Regions from separate parts of the Homo sapiens genome. Here region 2 is linked to region 1. Evidence: chromatin loops called from intact Hi-C (ENCODE). Cell type or tissue: breast epithelium. All regions are shown on one strand.

The links. Peaks named below come from ENCODE experiments on the same cell type or tissue, not always from the same donor. Only the 100,000 strongest peaks of a DNase experiment are listed, where the experiment ranks them.
Region 2: a loop joins it to region 1, with 10 times the contacts of the local background. A loop is called at or near these places in 1 of 110 quality-filtered maps.

The regions. Positions count from the first base shown.
Region 1 is chr2:86,370,908-86,375,907 of GRCh38, reverse strand. No RefSeq gene overlaps it. Among named protein-coding and RNA genes, the nearest start is that of REEP1, 36 kb to the right of the region's middle. In breast epithelium, a CTCF peak has its summit at 2,789; a DNase peak (open chromatin) is centred at 2,851.
Region 2 is chr2:85,981,904-85,986,903 of GRCh38, reverse strand. LOC105374843 (a long non-coding RNA gene) reads left to right here. Exons shown (of 3, transcript XR_940318.3): 3 at 3,415-5,000. Among named protein-coding and RNA genes, the nearest start is that of ST3GAL5-AS1, 95 kb to the right of the region's middle. In breast epithelium, no CTCF peak of the experiment used is centred here; no DNase peak of the experiment used is centred here; H3K27ac peaks cover 614 bases.

The DNA of each region.
Region 1 (5,000 bases):
TACAATTCAAGATGAAATTTGGGTGAGGACACAAAGCCTAATCATATCAGTATGTCAAAGAGATATCTACACTCCCATATTTATTGCATCACTATTCACAGTAGCAAAGATACAGAATCAACTATGTGTCCATTAACAGATGAATGAATAAAGATAACATGGTATATATACATAATGGAATATTATTCAGCCATAAAAATTAATGAAATTCTGATGGCTGACTGTGGTGGCTCACACCTGTGCTCCCAGCCCTTGGGAGGTTTGAGGTGGGAGGATCACTTGAGCCCAGGAGTTTGAGACCTGCCTGGGCAAAAAAGTGAGACCCCATCTCTACAAAAAATAAAAATAAAAAATTAGCGAGGTATGGTGGCACACACCTGTGGTCTCAACTACATGGGAGGCTGAGGCAGGATCTCTTGACCCCGGGGGGTCAAGGCTGCAGTGTGTCATGTTCGCACTGTTACACTCCGCACTGCTACACCGCAGCCTGGGCAACAGAGCAAGACCCTGGAGAAAGAGAGAGAGAGAGAAAGAGAGAGAGAGAGAGAGAGAGAGAGAGAGAGAGAGAGAAATGAAATCCTGTCATTTGAGGCAAAGTGGATGAGCCTGGTGCTGGGGGACATCATGTTAAATGAAATAAGCCAGACACAGAACGACAAACATTGCATGTTCTCATTCATATGTGGGAGCTGAAAAAGTTGATCTCATAGAAGTATAGAGTGAAACACTAGATGTTACTAGAGGCTGGGAAGGATAAAGGGAGGGGGAGATAAGGAGAGAATGATTGATGGTGCAAATTACAGTCACACAGGAGGAATTTGTTCCAGTGTTCTATAGCACAGTAGGGTACCTATGGGTAACAATAATTTATTGTATATTTCAAAATAGCTAGAAATGATTTCAGATGTTCTTAACACAAAGAAATGATAAATGTTTGAGTGATGGATATGCCAATTACCCTGATTTGATCATTATACATTGTATGCATGTATTGAAATATCACATGTATCCCATAAATATGTACAATTTTTGTGTCAATTAAAAGTAAAAAAATTAAAAGACAGTTTAAAAACTTTCTGTGAGTCTATAATTATTCCAAAAAGAAAAGTTTAAAACACACATACAGAGTTTTGTTTTTTAACAAATTAAGTTTTATCATACAGATAGAGCTTTTTAAAAACCCAACAGGGAACAATTCCTATATTCTGCTTGGCAACCTTCTTTTTCCAGGTGAATATCTATAGAATTACCTCATTCTTTACCTCATTCTTTTAACATCAAAATAGTACTATTTTGTACTTATGGATATATCATAATTTATTTAACTATCATCTACTGATGAGCATCGAGATTGTTTTTACATTTTCACTGTTTCAAAAAAATGCTGTAATAAACACTGCTTCTCAATATGCCTTTCTGCACTTTTGGTATTATTTCCAAAGTTTCCTAAGTGTGTTATTGCTGGCTATAAGTGTATGTATAATTTCTATTTTAACACACACAGGCAAATTATGCTCTTTCACTCTTGCACTGGTTTACATACCATTCAACATTACAAAGGAGTTCCAATTCCCCCACTCTCACTGTGGATGGATGCTCTAGGTCTACTTAATCTTTGACACTCCATGGGTTAAAATCATGTCTTCCTGTTTCACTTTGTATATATTTGTTTTTGAGGTCGAGAATTTTTTATTTCTTTATAACCATTAGAATTTCTGTTCCTGTCAATTGCCTGTAGATGTGCTCTTCTTCCGTGCACACCCCACCATTACTGAATGTTAGCCTCTGGATTGCAGAGTCTTTGTTTGTTTACTTCAGCACCCTATCCTCAGCATGTAGAATAGTGCTGGGCACGTGCTTGGGATTCATCAAAACCATTCGAAAAAGATGGATTGATGAATAGCTTTTTTCCTGTTTCGCTGTTCATCTTCTTCTTATTGACTTGTAGAAAATATTTGTATATTGGGAATATTAATGTCGATTTTCCCAGTCTATTGCTACCTTTTTTAAAAGATATATTTATTTATTGGTATTGTTTCCAAAGAAATAATACAATTACTTGATACCAAAATAGAATTATTTGGATAGGGTGGTGAAGTAAACAACATGCAAAAAAGAAAATACTTCAAAAGGTAATTTTCCTCCTCACTCTGTATTACAGCTGCCTACATCTGGTCCCAGCACATCCATTACCAGTTTCTTGGGTAACATTCCTGAGCTGCTGTATGCGTAGACACACTTATGTCATCTAACCTGGCTTATAGTGTCTTCCATCTTTCAAGATATTTTTACATAATCAAACAACATTGTTTATCCTGTAGGATTTCTGCCAGCCTGGATTTTTCTGATTGTTTCCCCTTGGTGTCTTTTAACATGTTTCTCTTCTCCCTATATTCCCTGTAAATTAGTGAGGTTAAATCACTTCTGTACTCAAAATCCTCCACTGGCTTCTCAAAATGCAAGCCAGAGACCCTGCAATGTCCTCCAAGGAGCTGTGTTAGTGCTGATCAGAACAATGTTACCTGTCCAGCACACTCTGGGGCTCTTGTCCCATGCATATGCTCAGCCACCAGGTCTAGGGTTCTCATTGCCAGCTAGCCAGCAAATGACCCATTTCCAAAATCCCTTTTTGCAGTTGGCTTCCTAGGACCACTCCCGGCACCAACTATATTACAATGAATTCACATTCTGAGATGGAAAAAGGCTTACAGAGGGGTTATTGGAAAGTGTTGGCAGTTATGCGTCTTGCAGATGGGAATAAGGGAACAAGGAAGGCAGGAATGGGGAGAGATAGAAACCGTCCTGTAATGTGGTGACAGATCCTAGATCCCAGGGGGAGCTCTTGAGCTGGAACAATGCCTTATGATTGCTCCAAATTGAAGCAGGACAGGCTGGCTTTTGTATCCCTACCTCAGCCAGTCACTGACTATGTGTGGACTGCTCCCACCCGGGGGCCAATTCCCCACAGCCAGGGCAATTCCCAGTGGATACTGGTCAGCAACCAGTATTCTCAGCAGCTGAGAGATGAGTGCATCTGCCCTGGAGAAGGGATATGGGAGGAGTGCCCCAGAACCCATGATAGCCAGGCCTCCAGTCTTGGTCTGGTCTCATATGATAGCAGTCATAGAGTTCACACCACTTTCTACCCAGTATTCCCTCAAGGCAAAGGGATCCTGGAGATTAGCATTTCTCTCCTTTTTTAAAATCTAACTACTGTATCTTTCTTGGGGAAGGGAGGCTCAGAAAAATGTGACAGCTCCCTCATGCCACTTAAGAGCCGTGGGAATACAGGTAAGACTGTCCCAGAACCCCTGTGTCCCTGGCATCCCATTCAGTCATTGTCACGCTACAGTTTCCACTGCAAAAGGGCATGAGACACTCCTATGAGGTACCAGAGTTCTGGAGAGAAAGAGCGAACAGAGCTCCTCTGCTCTCAGCTCTCCAAACTTACTCTGCCTCTGTTTATGCTGTCCAAACAGGAGCCGTAGCCTCGTGTGGGTATTGAAATTTCAATTAATTTGAGGTCTTGCTTCCTCTCCAGCTGTCTTCTGCCCCCACAGGCCAGAGAGGAGTTTCATGTCCTTTCTAGTGTGCATGTGTGTGTGACCATGTGTGTGTGTGAGTATAGGGGGGCCATATTGGTTGATAGTTTAAACAACCCTCCCGGTAGCTATCCCATTCATCTTATTCTTTCATGTTTCCTTAGTGATATCTGTTATTAAATTGCTGGACTTCCATCAGACTCTTGAAAAGAGGAAGGAGTTGGTCACACTGTGACTTATTAAAAGTGTCCTATGAAAATTCAATGCTTTTTTATTGTATAAGAAGCTATTAAAATAATATAGATTAATATATTTTATTTTTTGACTTGAAAGTTAGATTATTTTATCATTATGCAGCATGCATATCTTTACCATAACTGAGTTCTTTTAAAAAAGAAAAACAAAACCAGAATTCTGGAATGCTGTTCTGGCAAGCGAAAACCTCAGAAAAAGAGAATCTCATCTTATCCCAGTGATTGTTTCAGAAGGAACATCGGATACAAATGAATTGGTAAATATCTAGCAGAGGAGGAGGGAGGGTTGAGCAGGAGGGAGGGAAGTTCTGCAGTCAGTAAATACACAGTGGCTGCTGTCAGGAGCAGAGTTTTATGAAGGCCATGTTATCACACTGCTGTATATTTTTGTTCTCTCTCTTCTTCTGCACAAAGGAAGGAAAGATTCAAGAGATATAGGAAGAGGAAATGATATGGGCAGAAAGAGCTCTGTCTCCACCCACACCCCAGTGGAGCTGTAAACAGGCCGTTAAAAGTCTGTACTCCTGAAGAAAAATCAGATCTTAAACGTAAGCTTCCAGAAGGAATCGTGAAGCCAGGCTTCTCTCCTGCTACTGAATGCTGGAGATGTACATATTCCTTAAAACATGCTCACATTTTTTAAATTATAAAGGTAACACATGCTCAGTCTAGGAAATATGAAAAATATAGAGAAGCATGGAGAAGAAAAATAAAAATCACCATCCAGAGATAAACACCATTATCATGCCTTCTGTTTTATTAAACATACACACACACTCTTTTACATTTTAACATAATTGGGAATGTACCACAGATACTATTCATGTCCTTTTTTTCCTTTTTACATTATATCATGAGTATATTCTCATTCCATTAAAAATTATTTTAAAATATCATTTTAATGACCTATATTTCACCTTGTAAACACATCAGAACTTATTGAACCATTCCCCAGATATCAGACTTCTAAGCACGTTTTCTGTCTTTCTAATAAATATCACAGCAATGAACCACTGTTTACCTCTGCTTGTCCTTAGAAATGGAAGTCCTAGATGAAAAGGCATCAATTTTTATAAAGTTTTTGATGCACACATGGCCAGGTACCCATCAGGCAAGCCTCTACCTGCTTAAAGTCCAAACTTAGACAAGATTAAACTGTTTTCTACGGTAATATGGAATCAAACGATACCCTTTTTGAGTGTCC
Region 2 (5,000 bases), 390 kb after region 1:
ACAGGCATGCACCACCACGCCTGGCTAATTTTTTTTGTATTTAGTAGAGACAGAGACCGGTTTCACCATGTTAGTCAGGCCGGTCGCGAACTCCTGAACTCAGGTGATCCATCCACCTCGGCCTCCCAAAGTGCTGGGATTAAAGGCGTGAGCCACCACGCCCGGTCCAAACCAGTATTAAACAATTGTTTGGAGGTGAAAAGTGAGTTGAAACCTATTTGCCAGGGACAGAGTCTAACTGGAATGCCTGCAGAGGAATATGCCCCTTGATTCCAGCACTTAGTGTGAAGTTAACTGATGCCCAGGATAGCAGAACAGGGTCAGGTGAACAGGAAAGAGGAGGCTTCTCCTCATGCACAGAGCACCCCTACCCAGACAGCTTTGGTGACAAGTCCCAGCAGGCCACAGGAATGGAGAACGGCAGTTAGAGGTGACATTAATACCATTCATTAAGTGCCTGATGAGCTAGGCCTTGGGCTGAGGCCCCTTATGTCATTATCACCAATCCTCTTGCCAACGATTCTCCTGGGTCCTCAGTAGGAGGGGACAGTATCAGATGCCAACGGAGGGCTATCTGACGTGAAGCCTCTGTTCTCCCCACCGCACCGCGCTGGGCCTTGAAATTCAGCCCCCAGATTGACCAAACTTCTTCTTATTCAGCATCACACCTTCGGTGACCATACATCCCAGTCTATCCATGGTGGTCTAACTCTCACAGAATTTCCTGCTTTTCAGTCCAGCATTAGGGCAAGAAGCGTATACAGCCAGCAGCATTTGCTGGATTTTCAACATGAATACAATTGCAAACCAGAGAAACAGCATTTGTGAGACTATGTGTCTGATTCTTTTTTTAATTGACAAATGACAAATGATATTTATGCTTTCCAACATGAAGTTTTGATATAAGTGTATATTGTGGAATGGTTAAATGAAGCTAATTAATATATTTACCACCTCACCTACTTATTGTTATGATAAGAACATTTAGCATCTACTGTCTTGGCAATTTTCGGACATACTATACATTACTATTAACTACGGTCACCACACTATACAACAGATCTCTTGAACTTGTTCCTCCTAACTGAACTTTTGTGTCCTTTGACTAATGTCTCCCCAATACCATCCTACCCCATGCCACTATTCTACTCCTAATTTCTATTAAATTATTTTTTTAGATTCCACAAAGAAGTGAGAACATGCAGTATCTGTTTCTCTGTTACTGGCTTATTTCACTTAACGTCATGTCCTCCAGGTTCACCCCTGTTGTCACAAATGACAGGATTTCCTTCTTTTTAAAGGCTGCATAGTATTGTATTATAAACACATATCACTCGCCAGGCGCGGTGGCTCATGCCTGTAATCCCAGCACTTTGGGAGGCTGAGGCAGGCAGATCACGAAGTCAGGAGATCAAGACCATCCTCACTAACATGGTGAAACCCCGTTTCTACTAAAAATACAAAAAAATTAGCCGGACATGGTGGTGGGCACCTGTAGTCCCAGCCACTCGGGAGGCTGAGACAGGAGAATGGCGTGAACCCAGGAGGTGGAGCTTGCAGTAAGCTGAGATCGCACCACTGCACTCCAGCCCGGGCAACAGACGAGACTCCATCTCAAAAAAAAAAAAAAAATCACCTTTTTTTAATTCATTCATTGATGGCATGTCCTGGTTTTTAAACTTAGAGACTGTGATCATCCTTAAGTCTGGGCTTCTGTAGGCCTTTCTGGTGGGGTCTTCTTCTTGTAGGGTTGAGATAGCTAGGCCTTGGGAGAATAGAATTGCTTCCTATCTGGAAGGTGAGATATACAAGCTCAACACATTTGCATGTGTTCTCTCTGCATCTAAAGCATTTCTGGTAAGTGCTTTTTTTTTTAATATTTAAGTGTTTCTGCATTTCCATACAATTTGAATTTATTAGCACTCAGCCCAGCTTGTAAGCAGCTCTGTTTCCTCTGCTTGGGGATGCTGCATCCTAGGCAAGAGAGGCTCCTGGGAGAAGCTGCAGGCACCCACCAGAAACCAAGGCTCACTGCGGAAGCCTTGCCCAATCTCCCCTCCACTCTCCCACGTGGCAGTTCCCAAAAACCCAGCTCTATGTAGACATGGCTTTTGCCTTTGTTTGTTTTTGAAATGGAGTCTTGCTCTGTAGCCCAGGCTGGAGTGCAGTGGATCGATCTTGGCTCACTGCAACCTCCACCTCCCAGGTTCAAGCGATTCTCCTACCTCAGCCTCCCGAGTAGCTGGGACTACAGGCACGCACCACCACGCCCGGCTTATTTTTTGTACTTTAGTAGAGACTGGGTTTCACCGTGTTAGCCAGGATGGTCTCGATCTCCTGACCTCGTGATCCACCCGCCTCGGCCTCCCAAAGCGCTGGGGTTACAGGCGTGAGCCACGGCGCCCGGCCGACTTTTGCGTTTGTAAGGACAGGGAATCTTTCCAGCATTCCAGATTAAAGGCACACCCTTCAACGCCCCCTGGAATGATGACTAAAAGATCAAGCTGGATGCCCCCCAGGACTAAGAGAGATGACAGCCAGAGGCTCCTGGAACACAGTTCCTTGTGTTTGGCACACTCACAGCTCACTGCAGCCACAATCTCCCGGACTCAGCCCCCTACCCAAGTAGCTGGGACTATAGGCACATGCTGCCATGCCCGGCTAATTTTTTAATTTTTTTCCTTGTGTTTGGCTGTGCTGGCTCCACTAGATACTATTCTCCCTCGGGTGTCACTTCACACCTCTCTGGTCTTCCATCCCACTGCTAGCCCGAGATGGCCATATTTGAAGTTCTGGTTTGCCATTAGAGAAGTCTTGGTTGACCTCAACTGTAAAGTGGGGATTCAGGCCCCTCCTTCTTAGAGATGATATAAGATTTAATGAAATGGGAGAGAACCTGGGAGAGCTCTCCCAGTGAGGCCTGCCCTCGGGGTGGGGGGAACGGGCTGCCCCAGGAGAGGGGGCAGAGGCTGATGGCATGTGTTAACTGCCTCAGTGTTAACTGTGAATGGGAACGGTTGTATCTCCTTCACAAGGTATTCTCGTAAAATGCAGATAAAACCAGCCTGACCAAGGTGGAGAAACCCCATCTTTACTAAAAATACAAAATTAGCTGGGTGTGGTGGCGCTTGCCTGTAATCTCAGCTACTCGGGAGGCTGAGGCAGGAGAATCACTTGAACCTGGGAGGTGGAGGTTGTGGTGAGCTGAGATTGCACCATTGTACTCCAACCTGGGCAACAAGAGTGAAACTCCATCTCAAAAAAAAAAATGCAAATAAAAAACTCTACGCAGAAGAATCTGCCCAATAAATGGAGGCAATTAGTTTTCCATTGCTGACAATTGCCCTCTGTCATCCATTCATTCACTCGGTGACATTTATTGAGCTCTTACTATGTGCCCCGTCTCTGTTCTAGGCTCTAGGATGCAGCAGTGAACAAAACAGACGAGTCTACAGAGTTGACATGACATGCAGGGGCCATGGAGAAGGCGAGAACTGTGGAAACGTCGTTGTTGAGTATGTCAAATGGTGATGTGTGCTGTAAAGAAGGAGTGAAGCTGGACTCAGAGCGGACAGGAAGACAGGGGTAGGGGTAGGTCTGGGCTTTTGTACAGGGTGATCTGAGAAGGCCACTTTGACAAGGTGATATGTAAAGTGAGGACACAAGCCCTGTGACTATGTGGGCACAACTCTCCTAGGAAAAGGGAGCAGCAAAGTGCATGGACCCCAAAGCAGGAATGAATATGCTCAGTGCGTCCAAGGAAGAGCCGGGACCAGCAGAGCTCAAGTGGAGTGAGCGTGGGGAAAGAGCGGACCCGGTCAGAGGGGTGCTGGGGACCAGACAACGTCACGCGTCATGGCCATCGCTAAGGATTTGGGGTTTTACTTTGCATGAGATGAAAAGCCACAGGAGGGTTTTGAATAGAGGAGTAGAATGATTTGACTTGAGTTTTTAAAAGGTTTACTCCAGCTGCTTGGTGGAGAGTGGATGGTGCAGGTGAGGGCAGAGGCAGGGAAACCAGTTAGGAGGCTGCTGCAGCGACGTGGGAGAGGACTGTGGGTGGTTTGGGCCATATTAGAAGCAGTGGTAAGAAACACTGAGCTCTGGATGTGTTCTGAAGGTATGCCAACGTGATTTACTAACCGATCCATGAAGGGCATGAGAGGAAGAGAGCAATCAAAAATGACCCCCAGGGTTTTTGTCTGAGCATCTGGAGTTGCCCTTATTTGAGAGTTAGAAGACCAAGAGGGCCGGGTGTAGTGGCTCACGTCTGTAATCCCGGCACTTTGGGAGGCCGAGGCAGGTGGATCACTTGAGGTCAAGAGTTGGAGACCAGCCTGGCCAACGTGGTGAAACCCCGTCTCTACTAAAAATACAAAAAATAGCCAGGCATGGTGGTGGGCATCTGTAGTCCCAGCTACTCAGGAGGCTGAGGCAGGAGAATCGCTTGAACCCGGCAGGCGGAGGTTGCAGCAAGCCAAGATCGTGCCACTGCACTCCAGCCTGGGTGGCAGAGCAAGACTCCGTCTCAAAACAAAACAAAACAAAAAACAAGAGGAACACATTAGGTGGATAGGAGATGTCGTTTGGGTGCAGCCAGGCTGGGTGGCTCACACTTGTAATCCCAGCACTTTGGGAGGCCCAGGTGGGAGGACTGTTTGAGCCCAGGAGTTGGAGACCAGCCCGGCTAACATAGCGAGACTCCATCCCTACAGAAAAATTAAAAAATTAGCCGGGCATGGCGGCATGTGCCTGTAGTCCCAGCGACTTGGGTGGGGGGCTGAGTTCAGGAGGTTTTGGCTGCAGTGAGCTGTGATCACACCGCTGCACTCCAGCCTGGGCATTAGAGCAAGACCTTGTCTTAAAAAAAAAACAACGAAAGTTTGAATTGCCCATTAGACATCCAAGTAGAAAGGTCGAGTTTTAAGTTGGGTATAGAAGTCTGGAGTTTGGGGTAAAGGTCTGGGCTGGAGATCTAGCTTTAGGAGTCCTTCAGTCCT